2 separate regions of the Homo sapiens genome follow, and region 1 is linked to region 2. The links are chromatin contacts, found by Hi-C or POLR2A ChIA-PET in ENCODE. All regions are on one chromosome and are shown on one strand. Each heading gives the region's core, a stretch centred on a gene start or an enhancer-like site at or near the end of the contact. The rest is flanking DNA. Distances are from core to core; before and after follow the strand shown. Region 1 holds the start of CD63 (CD63 molecule). Region 2 holds the start of TNS2 (tensin 2).

The links. A loop is a pair of places that touch in the nucleus more often than their neighbours do. ChIA-PET counts read pairs that join two places held with the same protein, here RNA polymerase II (POLR2A). Pooled maps may share reads with other maps.
Region 1: a map of ascending aorta shows a loop between it and region 2 (6-fold over the local background). The contact joins the promoter of CD63 here to the promoter of TNS2 in region 2. A Hi-C loop is called at or near these places in 1 of 168 maps with a recorded cell type or tissue (ascending aorta) and 4 of 50 pooled maps. POLR2A ChIA-PET finds 5 or more read pairs at or near these places in 1 of 52 experiments (CD4-positive, alpha-beta T cell).

Annotation. Positions count from the first base shown.
Region 1 is chr12:55,727,759-55,733,033 of GRCh38, reverse strand. It overlaps CD63 (CD63 molecule), which reads left to right and starts at 4,025. Exons shown (of 8, transcript NM_001780.6): 1 at 4,025-4,081; 2 at 4,682-4,758. The coding sequence starts at 4,693. It overlaps CD63-AS1 (CD63 antisense RNA 1), which reads right to left and starts at 3,940. Exons shown (of 2, transcript NR_183514.1): 1 at 3,679-3,940; 2 at 2,182-3,372. RefSeq lists silencers at 3,679-4,058, 4,329-4,628 and an enhancer at 3,593-4,199.
Region 2 is chr12:53,046,538-53,052,060 of GRCh38, reverse strand. TNS2 (tensin 2) reads right to left here and starts at 1,996. Exons shown (of 29, transcript NM_170754.4): 1 at 1,801-1,996; 2 at 98-206. The coding sequence starts at 1,875. The region is part of intron 2 of TNS2-AS1 (TNS2 antisense RNA 1); the gene reads left to right. RefSeq lists enhancers at 2,992-3,835, 3,836-4,680, 5,378-5,427, 5,508-5,523 and silencers at 4,138-4,727, 4,798-4,867.

The DNA of each region.
Region 1 (5,275 bases), core at 2,776-5,275, 2.7 Mb before region 2:
ATTTTATCCACCACTCTCCTTACCCTCCCAGTGGGGGGATGGCTTTGATGATGCATCCTTGTTTCCTTCTTCCCTCCCATCCCTATCTCTTCCTCTTCCCTCTCCCCACTCCTCTCTTACACCTATTTTTCAAAAATTAAAGAAAATGTTTTTTAAACTGAAGCCCAAGAAGCATTGATCCTTCATGTATTTTTGCCTCCTCTTCCCCCATCCTTCCCCATGCCTCCCACCCTCCTCTATGTCTCTCACTTTCCGGTTTTTCCTCACCCCTCTCCCAACTCTCCTCAACTGTTCTTTTCCCTTGATTCTGGATCCCTTCTTTCTTCCTCACCTTCCTCATATCCCCTCACCCTCCTCATATCCCCTCACCCTTTCCTGTGCTTAGATGCAGGCTACAAGCTGCTGTGCATGGCACTGGGTCTGGCTGATGCCTACATGCTCTCAGAAGGCTGCAGGTTTGCTTGAGACATCTGTGGCCCCCATGCTGTGTCGCTGGGCCTAGGTGGAGGCGTGGTGAAGCTGGAGGGAAAGCTGGCTTTGCTTGGTGTGGAGGGACAAGGGTCCCCGCCTCAGCACACCTACCACCAACTGGTGCCAGGCAACCAAGAGGCAGCAGCCTGGGCCAGCCAGGACGGCTTGGTGGCATATCTGGATGTCAGGCACTTGGAACAGGTGCTGGGGGATCTGAAGGATGTGAAGGGCCAGGTCTGAGATCAGCCACTTCCCACTAAGAGGCCCCTCTATCCTGCACCCCAGCAAACACATGGAGCTCTGTGTCAACTTTCCAGGCTGTAGAAGTGGGCCATTCTTTGTGTGTATGTGTGTAGTAAAATATATATAACATAAAATTCAGGGACATTGAGTACATACACATTGTGCAACCATCAGCACCATCCATCTCCACAACATTTTCATCTTTCTTTCTTTTTCTTTGAGACAGAGTCTCGCTCTGTTGCCCAGGCTGGAGTGCAATGGCACAATATCGGCTCTACTAAAAATACAAAATTATCCAGGCATGGTGGCGCATGCCTGTAATCCCGGCTACTCAGGAGGCTGAGGCAGGAGAATCTCTTGAACCTGGGAGGCAGAGGTTGTGGTGAGTTGTGCCACTGCACTCCAGCCTGGGCAACAAGAGCAAAACTCCATCTCAAAAACAAAAACAAAAACAAAAAACCTAGATGTTTATGGTTAAGGAAACAAATTAATAATAATAAAAAAGATAATATCGATTCTTACAAAATACAGTAATTAAGAAAATTAATCCTTTATCACAAACTTTTGTAGCAGAGCACATCTCTCCATATATACAAGCATTATACCGAGGGTGAATGTGTTCCTCCTCTTACTTTTTTTTTTTGAGACAGAGTTTTGCCGGGCACAGTGGCTCACGCCTGTAATCCCAGCACTTTGGAAGGCTGAGGGGGCGGATCACGAGGTCAATAGATGGAGACCATCCTGGCCAATATGGTGAAACCCCATCTCTACTAAAAACACAAAAATTAGCTGGGCGTAGTGGTGCGTGCCTGTAGTCCCAGCTACTTGGGAGGCTGAGGCAGGAGAATCACTTGAACACGGGAGGCGGAGGTTGCAGTGAGCCAAGATGGCACCACTGCACTCCACCCTGGTGACAGAGCGAGACTCCGTCTCAAAAAAAAAAAAAAAAAAAAGAGAGACGGAGTTTCACTCTTGTTGCCCAGGATGGCATGCAGCAACACGATCTCTGCTCACTGCAACCTCTGCCTCCTGGGTTCAAGTGATTCTCCTGCCTCAGCCTCCTGAGTAGCTGGGACTACAGGCACACATCATTGTGCCCAGCTACTTTTTGTATTTTTAGTAGAGACGGGGTTTCACCGTGTTGGCCAGGCTGGTCTCGAACTCCTGACCTCAGGTGATCCACCTGCCTAGGCCTCCCAAAATGCTGGGATTACAGGTGTGGTGAGCCACTGCGCCTAGCCCCTCCTCTTACTTTGGGGAACATCCTACTCTGTCTATGGAGCAGCTGTTGTTTCACCACTTTACTTTCTTAATAAACTTGCTTATACTTTGCACTGCGACTCGCCCTGAATCTTTCTTGCATGAGATCCAAGAACCCTCTCTTGTGGTCTGGATTGGGACCCCTTTCCTGTAACAAATGCATTGGCTGATAGGAGAATAAAGAAAAAAAAAGAGGAAAAACTAGAGTAACTTCTCTACATAATCATATTATATGACCGTTTTGTTAACCATGATAACAGTTAACAAAATAATTTTCTTATGTCTAATTCTCAGTCCATGTCTGTATGTCCCAAAATGTCTTTCACAGCTGGTTTGTTCAACCATTCAATGAAGGACCAAACATTGCAGTTGGTTGTTATGTATCTAGTCTCTCAATCTTGATCTTCAGACCACCTTCAGCCCATCTCACCACATCCGTCCCAAGCCCTTTGAGCCAGCCAACCCCAACCTGCCATGTACTTTACAAAATGCTCCTTTTTTTTCCACAGTCGACTGCTTCTCTGTCCCTGGAGCTCTCCCCTTTATTCTCCAAGGTCACCTTGAGCACATCCTTCTGCTCCGTGAAATCCATTCTCCTCTCCCTTTCCCTCCCTCTGAGCTTAACCAGCTGCCACCGCAGGCTTCTGCCTTTCTTCACAGTGTGGCCAGAACTCGGTTCTGCCTGCTAGCAGAGGGCAGGGCCGCTGTCTTCCTCTCCTTGCAGCCCCCAAGCCTAGCACATGCCTGGCATCTAGTGGCAGCACAATAAGGAACCTGATGAATACTCCTTTCTTCTGCTCTCCGCTCCTCCTCCACAGCCTGCCAGCCATGGTCAGGAAGAGCAAGATCCGGAATGGGCTTGGTGTGTCCCGCGGGAAGGCCGTGATCCTGGAAGATGCTTCTCAGCCCAGCCCGGATCTCCTTCCTTTAGCTCTAGAGACTTCTTTCATTCTTTGTGTACACACATACACTAAGACTCAGGAAGTGGTTCTTGAGGCAGGACCTTAAGAGCCCAAGGAGTGGGGCCGAGGCTGGAGGTGTGGGGGTGTGACGGCCGGTCCTACTCTCCGGCCTGTTCAGATCAGCTCCTTCTGGGGACCACCCCTGGCACACAAGGGAGGGAGGCAGCTTGATCCCCCTAGCCCGCTTCCAGCCCTCACCTGGCTTTGTCTTCTGGGATAAGACGGGGAAATCCAGAGGATGTAAGCCTCTCCTGCCTTCGTGTCTTCCCCCAAGCCCTCGCTATCACAGACGGATGCAGGAGCTGTCTGGGAGGCTGGAAGCACAGACCTTGTCAATCCTCCCCCAGAGGGCGGGACCCGACGCGGACGTGTCTTGATTGACTGGGTAGCGTGGCTTCGGGGAAGGGCTTCCTCCCCTTTTCTCAGACTAGGATCCCTGGAAAATGGAGAAGCTGTGCTAATAGAGGGGGGCCAGAAATCCCCACTCTAGAATGCTGTAGAATGTTGGGAGACACCCAGGATGTGAGCCAGGGACTTTCTGGAAGTGTTTGTTCTGGCCCCACCCGACCCCAGGCAGTCCCCAGCTGTCTGCACAGTCGGATGGGGAGGGGGCTTGCACAGAGTTGGAGCCAGAGGAGAGAGCTGGCTCATCCCCTACGGTAGGATGGGGAAACCTCACAGACCACATTGTCACCCGGCCTCAGCTCTCCGCCCCGGCGCTCAGAGGGTAACTCTCACCCACCTCGTCCGCTTCTCTGAACCAGAGTGACCCAGGCTGCGCTCCGCCCCGCTCTCCTACCCCGAGTTGGCACGGAGGTATAGCGCCAGAGGGGGGCCCCAGGCGCCCCGAGGTCTTGCCCTTGCGGCTTTCCCTTTGCGGGGGTGGGCGCCTTCTTCCGGGTAGGGGCCACGTGGCCCTGGCCGGGCGGGGGGCTCGGCCCACCCCGCGCCGGGCCCAGTGACTCAGGCCGCAGCTGTTACCGCGTCACATGAGGGAGGCCGGCGGCCACTCGGCGGGGGAGGGGACCGTGGCTGGAGCCCGGGGCGGGGCCGCGCGGCAGGCGGGGCGGGAGCCGGGGGGCGCAGCTAGAGAGCCCCGGAGCCGCGGCGGGAGAGGAACGCGCAGCCAGCCTTGGGAAGCCCAGGTGAGGCCGCGGGGACCCGGCGGACTTCGGCGCGGGCTGGGAGAGACCACCCGCAGTCCCTTCCTCCAGGGCTCGCCCCAGGCCCGCGGAGACTCGTCCGGCGCTCTCCAGCCGCCCTGGAGCAACTTTGCTTCGAAGTTCCCTGGGCCCGGGCAGGGTGTGGCGGGGGTGCTGGCTGCACTTTTTTTTTTTTTGGTGGGCGGGGAGGTCAGAGCCCAGGGGAAAGGGGCTGGGGCGGGGGTCGGGGTTGGGCTGAAGACCGTTTCTCCAGGCTGGGTGTTGGGTGGGGAAAGGGTGTTTGACGCCCGGAGACTGGCGGGCCGAGGGTCGGCGTCAGGCTCAAGCCCCTGCCGGCGCCCTTGGATCTGTCCTGGGCCCCAGAGGCGGCGGGGCGGGGTCCGGGCTTCGCGGCCGTCGCCCCCACCCCTCTCCTGCGGGTAAAGAGGGGGCTGGGAGACGTGGATCCGACCGCGGGTTTCCGGGTGGGAGGGGCCGGGAATCGGGGCCGTGAAGGGAAGCCCTCGAGGGCCGGCCGGGAGCCCGGAAACCGAGGTCCCCCTTCGGCCAGTTTTAATCCCCCCGCCCTCCCCTCTGCCCCAGGCCCGGCAGCCATGGCGGTGGAAGGAGGAATGAAATGTGTGAAGTTCTTGCTCTACGTCCTCCTGCTGGCCTTTTGCGTGAGTGGCGAGGGGTCCTGGGGGGCGCGCCGGCAGGGTGCGGGGAGACCTGGCTCCACAGTGGTGAGGGCTGAGGGAATGAGAATTAAGGCAGCTGGAGACCAGATGTGGAAAGAAAGCCAGGGAAAGACAGCGCAGCCACTCCCTCCTCCAGTTTTCCTGGACACCTGAGGCTTGTTTCCACCGAGAATGGCCATCCTGGGTGTGCAGCAACCCCTACCCCCATCCCTCCTGGCCCTTCCTGTCTGGTGACCCAACCACTTGTGATATGGGGCAGTGGGGCAACCAGCCAACCGCCTGATGCTATCGCCATGGGGCTTCCCTTCGCTCTCCCTTCTCCCCTCTCTCCCTCCCCAACCCTCTCATCCCTGTCCAGCCCCTCTCCCCCTTTCCCTCCTCCCAGCGCTTGGGGGTGAGGAAGGGCTCTGCCCACTTCAATTTGCTCCTGCCCTGGGCTCCTGGCTTGAGAGGCTACTGTTTGTCTAGGGAGGGACACATCACTCTTGCTCCCTTTTCC
Region 2 (5,523 bases), core at 747-3,246:
ATATTACATTTGAGATTGTGTGAGCTGGCCTGCTGGAGTTGTGCAACACAGTGGTACTGGGTGGAGGGTCTCAGAGTCACAGGACAGAGAGCCTCACCTCTGCACGAAACGCCTGTCCCATCGATGGTCACCTTACATACTGCACAGACTGGAGGTTTCTTCCGGAAAACCTTCTCCCGGAAGCTATGAGGCTCAGCTTTCCTAGGCTGAAGGTGGAGGGACAAACAGAGGTGTGAGTTCCCAGTGGGCCCATCTCCATCTCCGGGACTGGGCAGGAGCCTTGCCTTAGCACTGCACTGGTTTTCTCCGTCCAGATCAAGCCCTCAAACTTGTAGGACGCACTTGGCCACAGCTGCTTCAGGGCGGTCATGGGGCCTGTCCTCAACTGTGCATGGAATCTGACCCCTTGCGTCACCTTTGCTGGGTCAGCTCCTCCCCAGGGGATCACTTGGGCCCCTCACATGGCCCTGGTGTGTGATGCCCTTGTGGAAAAGCCTCCATGCTCAGGCTTTCCCCCTGGTGTGGTAAGGGTACTCCCTGACTCTTCCCATCTTGTCCTCCCCGCATGGAGACCTGTGTGCAGAGTGAGCAGGGAGGTTCCAAACATATGTGTTGTATGTCAGTCCTGCAGCACCAGACTGAGCCGGCAGGAGTGGCCTCAGCCAGTCCTGCTCCTTTAGCTCCTGCTGTCCCCACGCTCCAGGCAGCTGACATGCCCTCCTCCCCCACGGTCAGAACAACATGTTTACTCATTGTGCACTGAGGCAGCAGACAGCAATTGTGTAATGGGGGTGGTCATGCTGGAGGGAAACAGATAGAAGCCTGTCACTGGGGAGAGATGTTTAGCTGGCTTTGGATGCTGTGAGTTCTCCCCCGACCCCCTGCACCCTGGCACTTGGGATTCACGCATTGAATGAGAAAGGAGTGGACCAGATTCCCTGTTCAGCCCCTCCTGACCCAGAGATGCAGTGAGGCAGGAGCCTGGGATGCCCCCTTATGGCCCAGGCCTATCTCAGTCCCTTCCCCTCCCACTGTGGGTTCTCTCCTCCCATCCTCTGTCTGGGGACAGCTTGTCTCCTTGCCATCTCTCTGTTTTACCCATATTCCCCCTCCTCTGGAGTTCAGACTCCTGCTGTCCTCCTCCCGGGGACCCATCACAGTAGTATCTCAGGTTGTCCTGAGCTGCTGCTTTTGGGGCAAGGCTGGGAAGTTGGGAAAGGGAGTGATGGGGATGTGGGCAGCACCTCTGGTTTCTTGACTGTCCCTGCAACTCTTCTGGGCTGGATCAACTTTGTGGGACCCACTAAGACACTTGGGAGCATGTTGGCATTAGCAGCAGATATGGATGTTGTCAGTGGAAAGCAAACCTCCAGTTCCAAAGCACTCCTGACTCCCTCTCCTCTCTCTTTTTCCACCCTGCCACCCCATTTCCCTCAAACTTCCCTGGGCCAGGGAAGGGGCCTGATGATCTCTGAGCCTGCTGGAGGATACCTGGATAGCGCATGGCAAAGTCCTGCAGTGAGGCACCTGGGGCTTATGTTGGGGGGCCAGGACCTCCTGGGGTTGGCCCAGGCTAGAGCAGGGAAGGTGAGAGGAGCCAAAACAGACAGCAGGACCTACTCTAACCCAAACATCCCCTCACACTACAGCCCTGGCCACTCCGGAGGGGATGCTGGGCCAGGGAAGAAGGCTGAGGAAGCTGAAATTGGGAAGAAGGCCTGGCCTGATTCCTGGTCCCCTCCCCCACTGCCCGCACCTCCACCCCTGCCCCTCTTTTGCCCAGCTGGTGGGCACTCCTACCCTGCTTGCGGCCCGGCTGCTGTCCCTCCTCCCCAGGGCTCTGAGCAGCCTCTCCACAGGGCCGCTGGACTTCATGGTGTTCGGCTGGCTGGGGTGCTGGCCCCAGGGCCTGAACAATGCTGGGGCCTGGCCCGGGGCTTCCTGGAAGCGGCCTGGCGGAGGCAGCCGCTTCCCCTGGGCGGAGGGTAGGCTGTCTGGCTGGTGTGAGGAGAAGCCCGGCCCTGGAAGTGGAGGGAAGTGCAGGCGGGAAGGGGGCAGGTCGCTGCTCCAGGAAGTGGAGGGGGGAGGATGTGGGGGAGGCCAGGAGATCAGATTCCCAGGATCTACCCTGCTGGGAGTGTCAGCCTGTGATCTTTTGCTCCCCCTACTCCCCCAACTCTGGAGTTGTCCCACACCTGGGACACCACACTCTCCAGGGATCTGCAGGGATCCATGGTCTTGAGATTCTGCCCCCACCCCCGGTGGGGCCGGGTGAGAATTCTGGTCTCGGGGCAGGGCTAAAGGGCAAGTGGGGAACAGTGTGTCCCAGCCAGGCTCCAGCCTGAACTCTCAAGCTCTCGAGGGACTTCCGCTGGGGAGGGAGTGGAGCTGGGAACTACTACCAGCAGGCAGGCCCAGGATCCCGAGTGTGTCCTGAGAGTCAGGTAAAAATGGGACTGGGGGCCCCCTTCCTGTCTCAGTTTCACTCGTTATGAAGTAGGAAAAGGAAAGCATGCACCGCCCACCTTTACCCTCAATACACCTTGCAAGGCCAAGTTCCAGCCACAAGACTGCTTTGCTCAGGTTTGGGGAGTAATCCATTCTCCTGCCACAGCCTAAGGCATATGAGGCCCTTCTCCTGAAAGCCCCCAGGTTTCTGCTCCTGACACAGTGCCCCCCACTCACCCATTCCCTGGCTTTGTTTCAGACATGATCTCACAGATCCCTAGCCCTCTTTCCAGCCCTGCAACTTGGGCTCTCTACCCAAGGGCTGCACCCTCCCCCCGCGGCAACCCCGAAGCCTGAGTACTACCTTCATGGCTCTCCTGGGTCTGCTCTCCTTCCTCAGCAGCTGTCCCAGGGCCTGAGGACTGGACAGGAGGTCCCCCCTCCCAACACATACTCCACCCCCATCCATGGGCCTCCGGCCTCCCTCCTGGGAACATGGCCAACTTCCCGTCCTGGGAGTCAAGGGAGGGAGGTGGATGGGGCCTTGAAAAAGGGGGAGTAATCTTCCTAAAAGCTAAGGGGTTAATGGCCTGGGAGTCTTCAGCCCCAAGCTGTGGACAGCAGCCCCTGGGACAGGCTATAGCTGTCACTTGAAAGAATGTGCAAATGTGCCCCTCTCATTTGCATGGTATTTATTGAATGTCCCAGTACTCAGGCAACTCCCCCAGCCCTGGCTTCTCCCACGGAGTCCCTTCTACTTGCTTCCTGCTCCTTCATATCCACCAGGATGGGTTCCCTGGGATGAAGAATCCTGCATTCTCTGGGGTGAGGCCTGCTGTGGGTGCCCACTTGAGACCCTTGCGAGGACCTGACTGGATTGGGCCTAGCCTGACACCTCTCCCTGGAAGCTCCAATTTTCCAGGCCAAGAAATGTGTCCCCAGGATATCCTGGCCAGAAGGTGGCATCTGTGTGGCAGGCCTGGGCTCCCTGCCTGTAACTGGAGAGGAGCACGGGCTCTGTGACCCACCCCCATCCTGCCAGCCTGGCTGTGTCCCAGCACATTCCAGGCCCCCGGCCAGTGTGGGCAACCGGGCCTGGCCTTGTCGAGCCCCCAGCCCTGCTTGGGGGAGATGGGGCAGTGTGACAAGGTGGGCAGTGGGGGTGGCTTTTTTCTGTCCAGTCCCAGCTTCTGCTCCTATGGCACATGGCCCTGACCAGGACTCCTCTACATGCTTCACTCTCCTGCTGCCTCCATAGGGGCTGAAAGTCCCCTCACCTGGAACAGGTCCCCAGACATCCTCTCACCTTCACTGGTCTCACACTCCCCACCCAGACCCAGCAAGGAGGTGCCCAAGCAGTGAGCTCGGTGAGGGGTGGGGTGGTCAGGATCCACTGTGGCTGTGAGTCCCTCCCATCCTGTGGCACTCGCACCTCGGAAGGGAAGCAGGGATGGGATCCCTATGAGCCAGTCCCGAGGGGAAAAGTAGCTCACTTGAGGAGGGCTGGGAAGGCATCACTAGACCCTCTTGGACCCTCACCCTCCTCCCGCCTGTAACATTCCAGAGCCTGTCAACCTCTCCCCCAGCCGGGCCCCCTCTCTCTCCGAAGTCTTGGGTTTGTTTGGAGAAACCCCTCCACCCACACCCCCCTTTCTGGAAATAGCTGTGGTTGGAAGGGAGGCTGGGAGCCCGGCCGCCGCGGAGGAGGGGTAAGGCCCAGGGAAGGAGCGAGGGAGGGCGGCGGCTCTGGGGGTGTTCCCAGAAGGGTCTGGAGGATGGGGGCAGACTGGAGGGGGCCGCAGAGCGGGGCTGGCGAGTCGAATCAGCCTCATCTGTGCCCGCTTACGGCCTCTGTCCCACATGTGAAGCAGGAAAGGAAAACGTTCGCCCGCACCCTGCCAGGCCGGGGCCCGAGCGCCGCTGCCAGCTGCTGCCGGGTCCCGGGCCTGCGTGTGTGGCACGGCGTGCGGCCCCGTGCGCCCCGGGTGCTGGAAGGCGTGGCGGCCTGATCGAGTAGGGCCGCGGCCGCGCCCCGCCCCCTAGTCACTGTCCCGGCCTCCCGCTGCTCCCAGCTCTCCGCGGCCAGCCAGAGCCCCCGGCCCCAGCCCTGGGCCGCGCCCCGCGCCCCGCGCCCTCTCGACCTCCGGCGGCCCCGCGCCCCCTGGCGCCCGCCCCTGGCACTGCCCGCGCGGCCGTGACGCAGAGACCGCCGCCCGCCCAGCGCGGCGCGGCCACTCACCTGCGGGGGGCGCCCGGCCGGGCGGGGGCGCGGCGGGGCGGGGCAGCAGCAGGGGGAGCCGCCGGGCCAGCCCATCCCGCCCGTGCCCGCGCCGAGCGGACGCGGAGGAGGAGGCGGTGGCAGTGGCGGGAGCGGGCGGCCGGGCTCGGCTGGGCTCCCTCCCGCCCCCGCCGCGCCCCGCGCCCGCGCCCGCGCCCGTGGCAGCCCGCTCCTCCTCCTCCTCCCTCCCGGCTCCAATCCCCACGTTCCGCCAGCTCCCCACCCCTCGGCCTCCTCTCCTCCCCACCTTCTCCCGCGAACCCACACTCACAAAGAGCCGAGGGGAGAGAGGGTGCGCAGACGGCCAGCCGGGCCGCGCCAGGGACATACTGGAGACAGGAAGTGGCTGAGAGGGGGAGAGAGTTGGAGAGAGACGGCCGCGGAGGACACGGGGACGGGAAAGTCTGAGAGACGGGGAGAGCCTGACCCGGCGGGACACAGGCAGAAAGAAACACGCGAGCCAGACAGACGCAGAAGAAACGGTGGGCGTAGGTCTAGAAGGGACTAGGAACAAGGGGACAGGGAACTGCCGCGCAGCGTCAGCCTCTTACCCTCCCCACAGGAGTGTGCCTGGGCTTGGGCCTGACCTGAGAGGACCACCCGTGGCTTAGCCTGGTGGTGCTAGCGTCCCCTACCCAGGCGGGCGCCTGAATCAGGTGAAGACACCTGGTGTTACTTTTGGCCCAAGTCATTGGACACCCTTCCCTGGTCCTCTGCCCCACAGGAGACTTCTCCTGGGCTAGTATTCTCAAAGGATTCACAGCTGGGGACCTTTCCGTCAGGCTCAAGCCCCCATC